Linked DNA regions of Homo sapiens: region 1 is linked to region 2. Evidence: chromatin contacts called from ENCODE Hi-C or POLR2A ChIA-PET data. All regions are on one chromosome and are shown on one strand. Each heading gives the region's core, a stretch centred on a gene start or an enhancer-like site at or near the end of the contact. The rest is flanking DNA. Distances are from core to core; before and after follow the strand shown. Region 1 overlaps WNK1 (WNK lysine deficient protein kinase 1). Region 2 overlaps LOC101929432 (a long non-coding RNA gene).

Region 1 (5,920 bases), core at 1,922-4,421, 100 kb before region 2:
TTCTGCTTCTGTTAAATAGTGGAGTAGTTCTATCAGACACAGATGTATTTATAAACTCTAGTCAAAAATATACAAAACAACTATTACTTGAAGGCTCTGGAGAGCAATCAAAATCAGTCATAGTTGGAAGGGAAAAAGGGAAAGCACTACTTGAGTTTCCTTCTTTATAATACATTTTTACCTAAGGAAAGGGCCTGTTCTGATTCTGCAGGTCTGCTAAACCCCAGACAGAAATGGCGACTGAGTTTGGAATGACCACAGCATCAAGAACAGTGCTGTCTAACAGACCTTTCTGCAAGGATGGTCTGTCCAATAAAGTTGCCACTAGCCAAATGTGACTACTCAAATGTAGATTAACTAAAATAAAAAATTTCATTTCTCAGTTGCACTAGCCACATTTCACGTGCTGAACAGCCACATGAGGCAAATGGCTACCATTCTGGATGGTGTACGTTATACAACATTTCCATAATGGCAGAAAGTTCTACTGGACAGCACAGATCTAGAAAGGAAAGGAGGAAATCTCAGAAAGCAGGCACCAAAGGAGAGCCCTAAATTCTGTGTATCCACTCTGCCCAAATCTCTAGTTGACCTCTGAAATACATGAATGTAGGAAAGATTCCAAGCAGCCCAAGTATGCTAAAAGAACTGAACAGAGACCTCTGGTGCTACCCACTGTAGAAAAGATACATCTGGGGATTGAGTTCCAATGCCTATTTTATCTGGAAATATTCAGGAAAAAAAGAGCACTAAAAATGTTAAATAGAAAAGACTACATTTTCCTTTCAGTATCTTTAAAATACACACATGATTGGTTAAAGGAAAATCTATAATACTGTGATATATATGATATGCTTACATATTCTATTAATTATTGTTTTTCAGTTCCTGAATTTGTTTAATTTTTGTAATTTCTATGTCTTTACTGATATTCTCTATTTGTTGAGGTAAAATTTTCTATACTGTTAACATTTGGCTGTCACTGTTTCCTGCATTTAGTATTCCAATTTTGTTGAATAGGTACTATAATTACTCCCATTTAATAATGACTTATCTATGTACTTGTATAAGATATGAAATTACTTATGTAATCTTGTACTTGTATAAGATATGAAAATTACAGCATACAGAACAAGCGGTAGAGGGGTTATATGAAAACCTTATTTGTGCAAAGGTCTTGTATTTTACATGAAATTGTACAGTATTAGTCCTAAATAAATTGTGAAAAGTAACAACGTAAATGTAATCTTCAGGGCAACTACTTAAAATGAAAAACATGCAGAGATCCAGATCTAACTAAAAATCAAATAGCAGAACTAAAATAAAATTTTACTTCATTTGGGTGGGCTAATTGAAGAAAACTAATAGCAAAAGTGGGTTTTATGGTTTAAAAAATATATCAAAACAGTCATGCTGGATGGAGGGTAAGGAAAAGGCTGCCTGGAAAGCGGCATAAGGGCATTTTCCGATATGATGGAAATGTTCTCTATCTTGAGAGTTTTGGTTACACGAATGAATGCCTTGTCAAAACTCATTCAATCGTACAATAATAATTTATTCTATCCTGATGCTGTTTGGAGGTAAAAGAAAAATAAAGTACACAAATACTGGAACTCTAACGAAATGCATACTGAAGGGTTTACGGGTGAAGCATATTGAATTATTTTATTTTACAATTTATTTTATTATGGAATGAATAAGATGGATGGAGGATGAATAAATGGACATATTAATAATATGGTAAGGCAAGTGATGCAAAAAGTTAGTAACAACAGAATCTTGGTGCTGAGTGTGTGCTCACTGTATGTTTCTTTTGCCTTTTCTATATAATTTTTAGAATTTTATAATAAAATATTGGAAATTTTATTTGTCGTTAGTCCTCCTTATAAACATCCTATTTTTAAACAAAAGGGTATCTTATCCTACTATGAACTTTATATTACTTCTCTCTTTTTTTTAACTATTCCCATAGCACCTCCCTAATTACAGAAAACCTGTTTATCCTTTAAGATCTACTTAAATTATATCTATCATTTTAGTAAAGACCTTCAAGATTATCCCAGCTAGCAGGAGGGAATCATATCTTTGTCTAAATTGCTATTCAAGTGAAAATTACACATATATTATGATTCACATTTCATTTTAAGAACCTATTCTTTGGGAATTGTGTACAAACATGATTATTATAGCAATGTTTATAAGGAAAGTATAAGGACAAGAAGGAATCCAATCTGCTCCATATTACAAATGGAACATTTCTAAACTCAGAGAAGCTAAGTTTGGTGAGAATGAAAAGTGGTTATAAAAATACGAATATTAATTAAAATCACCATAACCAACCACATCTTGAGAAAGAAAAGTGACAATTAGGCACCATCAGTGCAGATAGGACAAAAAAAAAAAAAAAAAAGATGTCTCTGCCAGGTGCAGTGGCTGACGCTGGCTCACTCCCAGCACTTTGGGAGGCTGAGGTGGATGGATCACCTGAGGTCAGGAGTTCAAGACCAGCCTGACCAATATGGCGAAACATGGTGTCTACTAAAAACATAAAAACTAGCTGGGCATGGTGGCATGTGCCTATAGCCCCAGCTACTCGGGAGGCTGAGGTTGGAGAATCGCTTGAACCCGGGAGGCAGAGGTTGCAGTTAGCCGAGATCACGCCACTGCACTCCGCCCTGGGCAACACAGAGCGAGACTCCATCTCCAAAAAAAAAAAAAAAAAAAAAGATGTCTCTGATATATCAAGCACTTCAGGTTCTTCCATTGTGACTGATTTTTGCCCAACCACATTGAAGACAAAGCCCAGTTGCTGAAAAGCTCCACTCTCATAAGCAGAGCTCTTAATCAGTTCTTCAGTACTAAGATATTTACTAAAAACAATCAACTCATGGTTAAATAGGGATAATTATAGTACCTATGCCAAAACTTTGCAGACTAAATGCTGAGAACAATGGCTGCTAAATATTAAGAGTACAAAGAATATTCTATTGAAGTAGAGAATATCAACAGAGACAGAAACTTTAAAAAGGAACCAAGTAGAAATTGAGGTGCTGAAAAATACTGTGAAGATTCACTAACAGATTTCAACAGCATATGCGAACACACAGAAGAAAAAGGCAATAAACTTGAAAATAGGAAGTGAAACTGTACAGTCTGAGGAGCAGAAATGAGCAGAGTCTAAGAGATCTGTGGGACACCATCAAGTTGAGCAAAATATACACAATGGGAGTCCTAGATAAAGAAGACAGAAAAGAGCAGAAAGAATATTTAAGAAAATAATGGCCACAAATTTCCCAAACTTAGTAAAAGACATGAATCTACACATCCAAAAAGTTCAACAAACTCTAAGGATAAATGCAAATAGATCCACAATGAGAAACACTATATTCAAACTGTTAAAAGGCAAAGACAAAGAGAGAATCTTGAAAGTAGCAAGGGAGAAGTGACTTATGACCATGGGATCCTCAATAAGATTATGAGCTGATTTTTCAGCAAAAACCATAGAGGGCAGAAAGCAGTGGGATGACATATTTAAAGTGCTAAAAGAAACAAAAGCAAAACCCCAAAAAAAACCTGAAGACTGCCAACCACGAATTATATATCAGCAAAATTATACTGCAGAAATGAAAGAGAAATTAAGATATTCCCAGGTAAATAAAAGCTGGAAGAGTTTGACAGTAGTACACTTTCCCTAAAAGAAATGCTAAAGAGAATCCTTAGAGGAAATAAAAGAACACTAGACAATAACTTGAAGCCATAAAACCAAATCAAATCTCTGGTAAAGTCCATCACACATCTAAATATTAAAACCAGTATTAATGTATTTTTGGTTTATAATTCCTTTTATTTCCTACATGATTTAAAAGACAAATGCATGTAAAATAATTATTATAAAACTATGCTAATGGGTACACAATGTATAAACATAAAATTTGAGACAATGAAAACATAAAATGGGAAGGAGGAGTGAGGCTGTATAGGATCAGAGATTTGTATGCTGTATTAAAGCTAAGTTGGTATCAATTCAGGGTAGACTGTTGGAGGTTTATGATGTTAATTGTGATCCTCAAGGTAACCACTGAAAAAATATCTAAATATATACACAAAAGGAAATGAGAAAGGAATGAAAATGGTATACTACAAAAGAAAAATAAATACATTTAAAAAGGTAGTAATGAAGGAGATAAGGAGCAAAAAACAGTACAAGACTGTCTCTAGGAATGTGATATATTACGGCTGCGGGCGGTGGCTTACGCCTGTAATCCCAGCACTTTGGGAGGCTGAGGTGGGCAGGACCACAAGGTCAGGAGTTTGAGACCAGCCTGACCAACGTGGTGAAACCCTGTCTCTACTAAAAATACAAAAATTAGCTGGGCGTGGTGGTGAGTACCTATAATCCCAGCTACTCAGGAGGCTGAGGCAGGAGAATCGCTTGAACCCGGGAGGCGGGGGTTGCAGTGAGCTGAGACTGTGCCACTGCACTCCAGTCTGGGCAACAGAGCGAGGCTCCGTCTCAAAAAAAAAAAAAAAAAAAAAAAAGGTATAAGACATACAGAAAACAAACAGCAAAATAGCAAATCATTCATTTTGACTAATTAAATGTAAATAAACTCTCCTACCAAAAACAGAGATGGGCAGAATGGATTTTTTAAAAAGAAAGAAAAAAAGCCAACTATATACTGTCTACAAGAGACTCATTATAGATCCAAGGACAGAAATAGGTTGAAATTCAAAGGATGAAAGAAAAATGATATTCTATGCTAATAGTAAATAAAAGAGGGTGAGGTAGCAAAACTAATATCAGGCAAAATAAGTAAAAATACTGATGCAAGAGATAAAGAAGAGCATGATGTATTGATAAAAGGGCCAATCCATAAAAAATAACAATTATATACATCAAACAATAAAGCCACCAAATAATGAAGCAAACATTCACAGAATTAAAGGGAGGAAATTAGTAGACACTACAGTAATAGTTGGAGACTTCAGTATTCCACTTTCAATAACGGATAAAACATCTAGACAAAAGATGAGTAAGAAAACAGAAGACTTGAACAATATTATAAACCACCAAAAGGTAACAGACATATTTAGAACACACTGCCCAACAACAAGTGAATATATATTCTCAACTGTACATGGAACATTCCTTCAAGAAATCTCCAAAGAAAAGTCTAGGACTGGATGGCTTCATTGATGAGTTCTACCAAACATTTACAGGAGAATTAACACAAATCCTACTCTTCCAAAAAGCAAAAGTGGAGGAAACACTTTCTAAATCATTCTGTGAGGCCAGTATTGCCCTGATACTGAAGATACCAAAAGAAAACTATAGACTAACACCGTTATTAATGTAGATGTAAAAACTCTCAACAAAATATTGGCAAGCCAAACCCAACTGCATAGTAAAAGGATTATACACTATTTATCTATGAAATGCAAGGGTGATTCAACATAAGAAAATTAATCAGTATAATATATCACACTAATAGAACGAAGTGGTTTCATGATTATCTAACTTGATGCAGAAGAGCATTTGACAAAATCTAACACCTTTCCAAAAAAAAAAAAAAAAAAAAAAAAACTCAAGAAACTAGGATAGGAATAGCAGAGAACTTCCTCAACATGATAAAGAACATTTATGAAAAACTCACAGCTAACATATACTCAATGGTGAAAGACCAAAAGCTTTCTCCTTAAAATCAGTAATATGACAAGGATAATCAATGCTAATCATAATTCAAGCTCTAGCCAAAACAGTTAGACAAGAAAAAGAAATAAAGGCATTCAAATCTGAAAGAACTATCTATTCACATATGACTTGATCCAATATATAAAAATCCCAAAGAATGGCTAGGTGTGGTGGCACACACCTGTAATCTCAGCACTTTGGGAGCCAGAGGCAAGGGAGATCACTTGA
Region 2 (5,582 bases), core at 58-2,557:
GGGACTTGCCAGGTACCTTCTGCACGTGTCTTCACACAGTCTTATCTCTCTGCTTGCCTGGGTCCTGATCTCTTAAGGACACCAGTCATACTGGATTAGGGCCCACCCTAACAACTTCATTTTAACTTAATTACCTTTTTGAAGACCCTATCTCTAAATACAGTCACATTCTGAGATACTGGGGGTTAGAGCTTCAAACATGAATTTTGGGGAATCCAATTCAGTTTATAACATCACCCAGAATTATTTTTTTATTTCTCCCATGTTTTATTTCAGTACTTTTATGGTTTTATTTTTAAATGTTAAATATATGATTCATCTGAACTTTGTTTGGTATAAGAAATGAGATAGGGATCCAATTTTATTTTTTTCTAGTTACTAAGGTAAATGATTCAACTCCATTTATTAGTAATCTTTTCCCTCAAATCTTAAAATTCTACCTTTGTCTTAATACTCCATTTCCAGGTATATTTGGGCTATTTCTACATACTGCTTTGTACCATTAATCTGTCTATGCCTGTGCCACTACCAAGCTTTTAATTATATACTTTTATATTTTCACCTTCTAGGGTAAATCTTCCTCTGTTATTCTCTGTTTCAGAATTTTCATCATGTTTTTGCACATTTACTTTTCCCAGTTTACTTTAGCATTGCCTAAAATATTCTGATAGCATTTTTACTGGAATAGGGTTAAAGACACAGATGAATTTAGGAAGACTTTACATTATGTTGTTGAAAGACTTACTTAGCATTGTATATCCTTTGTACTGCTGGAATTTTTAACCATGTACATGTACTATTTTTATGAAAAGGAAAAATTTAATTTCATTCTTAAAAAAATAAAAAATAAAAGAACACAGCAAAGGTAAACAATGATTAGCAGAGATAAATTTATCTAGAGGAGCCATTTTGGAGCTCCTTAAATTCTAAACCCCACAATTATAACTTCTCCTCTGTTTATGGATGCCTTACTTTCTCACGGTTAGAATAAAATAGATTCGGCAACTCATTTTGACAGTCTGCATGGTGTGCTAAGGAGAAATGTTAGTTCTCCCCTCTGCTGTGTCTCATTTCTGCCAATTCAAGAGATACACTCCTCTTTTAGAGGTTGTCTAGGCTGAGAGGCAGACTGAAAACCTGGCAGGTTTTCCCCAACATTCCCCGGCCAAGGCGGTCATTGTCTGGCTAAACCCAAAAGGGTCAGGTTTCTAGTGACAATGAAGCTGCCTCAGGTCTTCCTCCCATCTCACCAGCAGCCAGCTGCTTCTTTTCTCTCCTGAGCTCAAGTGTCTTCCCTGCCCCTCCTGCAAGCCTGAGGAGACAGCTGCAGCAAGCAACGCTGGCACCTTAGATGGTCTTCATGTCTGTAATGTGGTGACGAAGAGACCCTGGAGTTATACTTCTCCATGAGTCTTCCTATTTTCTTTCTTTCTTTCTTTCTTTCTTTCTTTCTTTCTTTCTTTCTTTCTTTCTTTCCTTCTTTCCTTCTTTCTTTCTTTTCTCTATTTCTCTCTTTCTCTTTCTCTTTATCTCCTTCTTTCCTTCTTTCTTTCTTTCTTTCCTTCTTTCCTTCTTTCTTTCTTTTCTCTATTTCTCTTTCTCTTTCTCTTTATCTCCTTCTTTCCTTCTTTCTTTCCTTCTTTCTTTCTTTCTTTCCTTCTTTCCTTCTTTCTTTCTTTCTTTCTTTTCTCTATTTCTTTCTCTTTATCTCCTTCTTTCCTTTCTTTCTTTCTCTCTCTCTCTCTCTTTCCTTCCTTCCTTTCTTTTTTTTTTTTTTTTTTTGAGGAATCTCGCTCTGTCACAGGCTGGAGTTCAGTGGTGCGATCTCAGCTCACTGCAACTTCCGCCTCCCGGGTTCAAGCCGTTCTCCTGCCTCAGCCTCCCCAGTAGGTGGGATTACAGGCATGTGCCACCATGCCCGGATAACTTTTGTTTTTATTTTTGTTTTCGTTTTTGTTTTGAGACAGAATTTCACTCTCGTTGCCCAGACAGGAGTGCAATGGCACAATCTCGGTTCACTGCAACCTCTGCCTCCCGGGTTCAAGCAATTCTCCTGCCTCAGCCTCCCAAGTAGCTGGGATTACAGGCATCTGCCACCACGACCGGCTGATCTTGTACTTTTAGTAGAGACGGGGTTTCTCCATGTTGGCCAGGCTGGTCTTGAACTCCCGACCTCAGGTGATCCACCCGCCTTGGCTTCCCAAAGTGCTGGGATCACAGGTGTGAGCCACTGCGCCTGGCCCTCTATTTTCTTTCTTGTTTCCATGCTCTTCCATCCACTCCTCTGTTCGTTCACCCGTTCGTTCACATTTAGCACATAAGAGTGATCCTACTAAGATGTAAGCTAGAACCATGGCAGCCTCTGCTCGTAGCCCGGCACTGGCATCTCACCTTGCTCAGAGGAAAAACCAAAGGCAAAGGCATTACAATGGCCGACTTAGGCTTCACGTGATCTGTCCACCATTCTCACTACCTGTGACCTCATCTCCAGCTTCTTTCCCTGTCATTGACTCACTCCACCACACTGGCCTCCTTGCTGTCTCCTTCATGCCTGGAATGCTCTTACCTCAGATGGCCACATATTCTCACCTCCTTAAGTTCTTGATGCAAATATCACCACCTCAGTGGTTAGGAAGAGTGTATAAATAGAGAAGAGATAGGGGCTATGGCCCAGCCCAGTGGCTCAGGTCTGTAATCCCAGCACTTTGGGAGGCTGAGGCAGGCGGATCACCTGAGGTCAGGAGTTCAAGACCAGCCTGACCAACATGGTGAAACCCCATCTCTACTAAAAATACCAAAAAAAAAAAAATTAGCTGTATGCAGTGGCGCACACCTATAGTCCCAGCTACTTGGGAGGCTGAGGCTGGAGAATCGCTTCAACCTGGGAGGTGGAGGTTTCAGTGAGCAGAGATCGCCCCACTGCACTCCAGCCTGGGTGATAGAGCCGGACTCCATCTCAAAAAAAAAAAAGGGATCAGGGCTCTAGGTGATATGGTTTGGCTCTGTGTCCCCACCCAAATCTAATCTCAAATTGTAATCCCCACGTGTGGAGGAAGGGACCTGGTGGGAGGTGATTGGATCATCGGGACCGTTTCCCCAAGCTGTTTTGTGATAGTGTGTGAGTTCTCAGGAGATCTGATGGTTTTAGAAGAGGCAGTTTTCCCTGTGCTCTCTCTCTCTCTCTCTTTCCTGCCACCCTGTGAAGAGGTCTCTCCTTCCCCTTTGCCCTCCACCATGATTGTAAGTTTCCTGAGGCCTCCTCAGCCATGCAGAACTGTGAGTCAATTCAACCTCTTTTGTTTATAGATTACCCAGTCTCAGGCTGAAAACGGACTAATACACTAGGACTGAGTCCTGTATGGTTTAGTTACTTCATCTATCACACTATTAGAGTTTGTGTAGAACACAAGGGCCCTGCAAAAGAGAACAAAGGGAACAACCAGAGACCTAAAGAGTAAAACAAGGAGGTTGTGGGGTCATTGAAGCCGAGAAAGGAGCTTGAAGAAAAAGAGAGTTCCCAGCTATGGCGAATGTTGCTGAGAGGTCCAGTAGTAGAAATGAGTGGAGATTCATAGGTTCAAGCAACAAGCAAGCTATATATTGTTGAGAAACATGACAAAATCCATTTTTCAGCAAAGGGATGGGAACAGAAGCAAGGTAGCGTAACCGAGTATTCACAGTTTTTTCTAAGAGATATTTTAATTATTTTTTTCTCTCTCTCTTCTTTTCTCACTTCCTTGGTTCTTCATTTCCTACTTGTCTTTTAGAAATGCAAATATGTGGCTCAGGCCTGTAATCCCAGCACTTTGGGAGGCCGAGGCGGGCGGATCACGAGGTCAGGAGATCGAGACCACGGTGAAACCCCGTCTCTACTAAAAATACAAAAAAAAAAAAAATTAGCCGGGCGTGGTGGCGGGCGCCTGTAGTCCCAGCTACTCAAGAGGCTGAGGCAGGAGAACGGCGTGAACCCGGGAGGCGGAACTTAAGAGTGAGCCGAGATGGCACCACTGCACTCCAGCCTGGGCGACAGCAAGACTCCGTCTCAAAAAAAAAAAAAAAAAAAAGAAATGCAAATGTAGCCTTTTACTTCCCCTTCACCAGACACTCCCTACAGGGCAAGTTCTTCTAACTGTGCTTCCAGACTGAACTCTCCTCGAGAGTTAACAGTCCATTTGCCGACCGAAGTATGCCCACAATGGAACTCTCACCCTCCAGGAGGCTGCTAGAGAGATAGCAGTCAAAAAGCACGCCCACTGCTCTCTCCCACTTGGAGAGTTTTCAGCCTAGTAAGATGCCAGCAGTCACCAGCTCGGCTGCCCAGTAGACAAGGCCCTGCCTTGCTTGCTCTCTCCCACTTGGAGAGTTTTCAGCCTAGTAAGATGCCAGCAGTCACCAGCTCGGCTGCCCAGTAGATAAGGCCCTGCCTTGCTTGCTCTCTCCCCTGACTTTTAAAAGTGCCTGCTTTCTGCTCCAAAAGAGAAGTGCACATTTAAAGGCAGGATGCCTGTGCCTCTTCCCCTAAGCCAGCTTTGGAAATAAATCACTTTCTTTCCACCAGACCTCACTCTCGTTAATTGAACTCCGCGAGCAGAGTGACTGACTCGCACTTCAGTCACGGCAGGAACAGGAGGAAGGGGAATGGAAGGCGAAGGAGTAGTGTGTGAAGACTTAACTCTCCCGAGAAGGTTGCCTCTGAAGAGATCAGAGACAAGGAAGGCTCCTGGAGAGAGACGAGAAGTCAAAGAGGACAAAAGCATGTAAATAGTGGTAGATGGAGTGAAGTTAAAGACACAGGAAAGGGAAGGGATAATCAAAGAAGCCAAGTCCTTGAGAAGGTGACAGGAGATGACATCAGGGACACAGGTGCAGGAAGAGAAAGATTTATCACAAAGTCAATGAAGCCAAAGACTTAGGGCTCCTCACTTGCATGGGCCTGTCAACACTTACATTTTATTTATAATTTTATATTCTTTTTCTTTCTTTCTTTTTTCTTTTTTTTGAGATGGTCGCCCAGGCTGGAGCACAGTGGCGCAATCTCGGCTCACTGCAAGCTCCGCCTCCCGGGTTCACACCATTCTCGTGCCTCAGCCTCCTGACTAGGTGGGACTACAGGTGCCGGCCACCACGCCTGGCTAATTTTTCGTATTTTTAGTAGAGACGGGGTTTCACTGTGTTAGCCAGGATGGTCTCGATCTCCTGACCTCGTGATCCAACCGCCTCGGCCTCCCAAAGAGTTGGGATTGGCATGAGCCACTGAGCCCAGCCATAATTTTATATTCTTTTTCTTAAAGAGGCCCCTCGAGTTATGTAGGTTTCAGGACCCCACAAAACATGGTTCTGTCGCTGTGTGGAGGGACTGACCTTTGATAGGAAGAGAGATGCCCCAGTGTTTCTTAAACTTGAGTGATGACAGTAAAGCAACCCCAAAAAGTCTAACCAATAGAGAAATAGAGGAACCCCAGGCATTGGTGTCCCTGTGTTTGAGAACCACTTGTCTGCTTGAGACATTTACACACCTGATTGGGAACCACGAGACCTGAGGTCTATGCCTGGCTTTACCTGTACCATGTAAAGGGCTGGCT

What was found. A loop is a pair of places that touch in the nucleus more often than their neighbours do. ChIA-PET counts read pairs that join two places held with the same protein, here RNA polymerase II (POLR2A). Pooled maps may share reads with other maps.
Region 1: a pooled map shows a loop between it and region 2 (2.2-fold over the local background). The contact joins two enhancer-like sites. A Hi-C loop is called at or near these places in 2 of 168 maps with a recorded cell type or tissue (endometrial microvascular endothelial cells and endothelial cell of hepatic sinusoid) and 2 of 50 pooled maps. POLR2A ChIA-PET finds 5 or more read pairs at or near these places in 5 of 52 experiments (CD4-positive, alpha-beta T cell, GM12878, H1 and 2 more).

The regions. Positions count from the first base shown.
Region 1 is chr12:820,707-826,626 of GRCh38, reverse strand. All of the region lies in intron 2 of WNK1 (WNK lysine deficient protein kinase 1), which reads right to left. Among named protein-coding and RNA genes, the nearest start is that of WNK1, 71 kb to the right of the region's middle. Within about 2 kb of position 3,171, at least 3 of the 41 ENCODE cell types and tissues checked have a DNase peak (open chromatin) inside an H3K27ac peak, as active enhancers do.
Region 2 is chr12:718,221-723,802 of GRCh38, reverse strand. All of the region lies in intron 2 of LOC101929432 (a long non-coding RNA gene), which reads right to left. Among named protein-coding and RNA genes, the nearest start is that of LINC02455, 4.4 kb to the right of the region's middle. RefSeq lists an enhancer at 4,334-4,383. Within about 2 kb of position 1,307, at least 3 of the 41 ENCODE cell types and tissues checked have a DNase peak (open chromatin) inside an H3K27ac peak, as active enhancers do.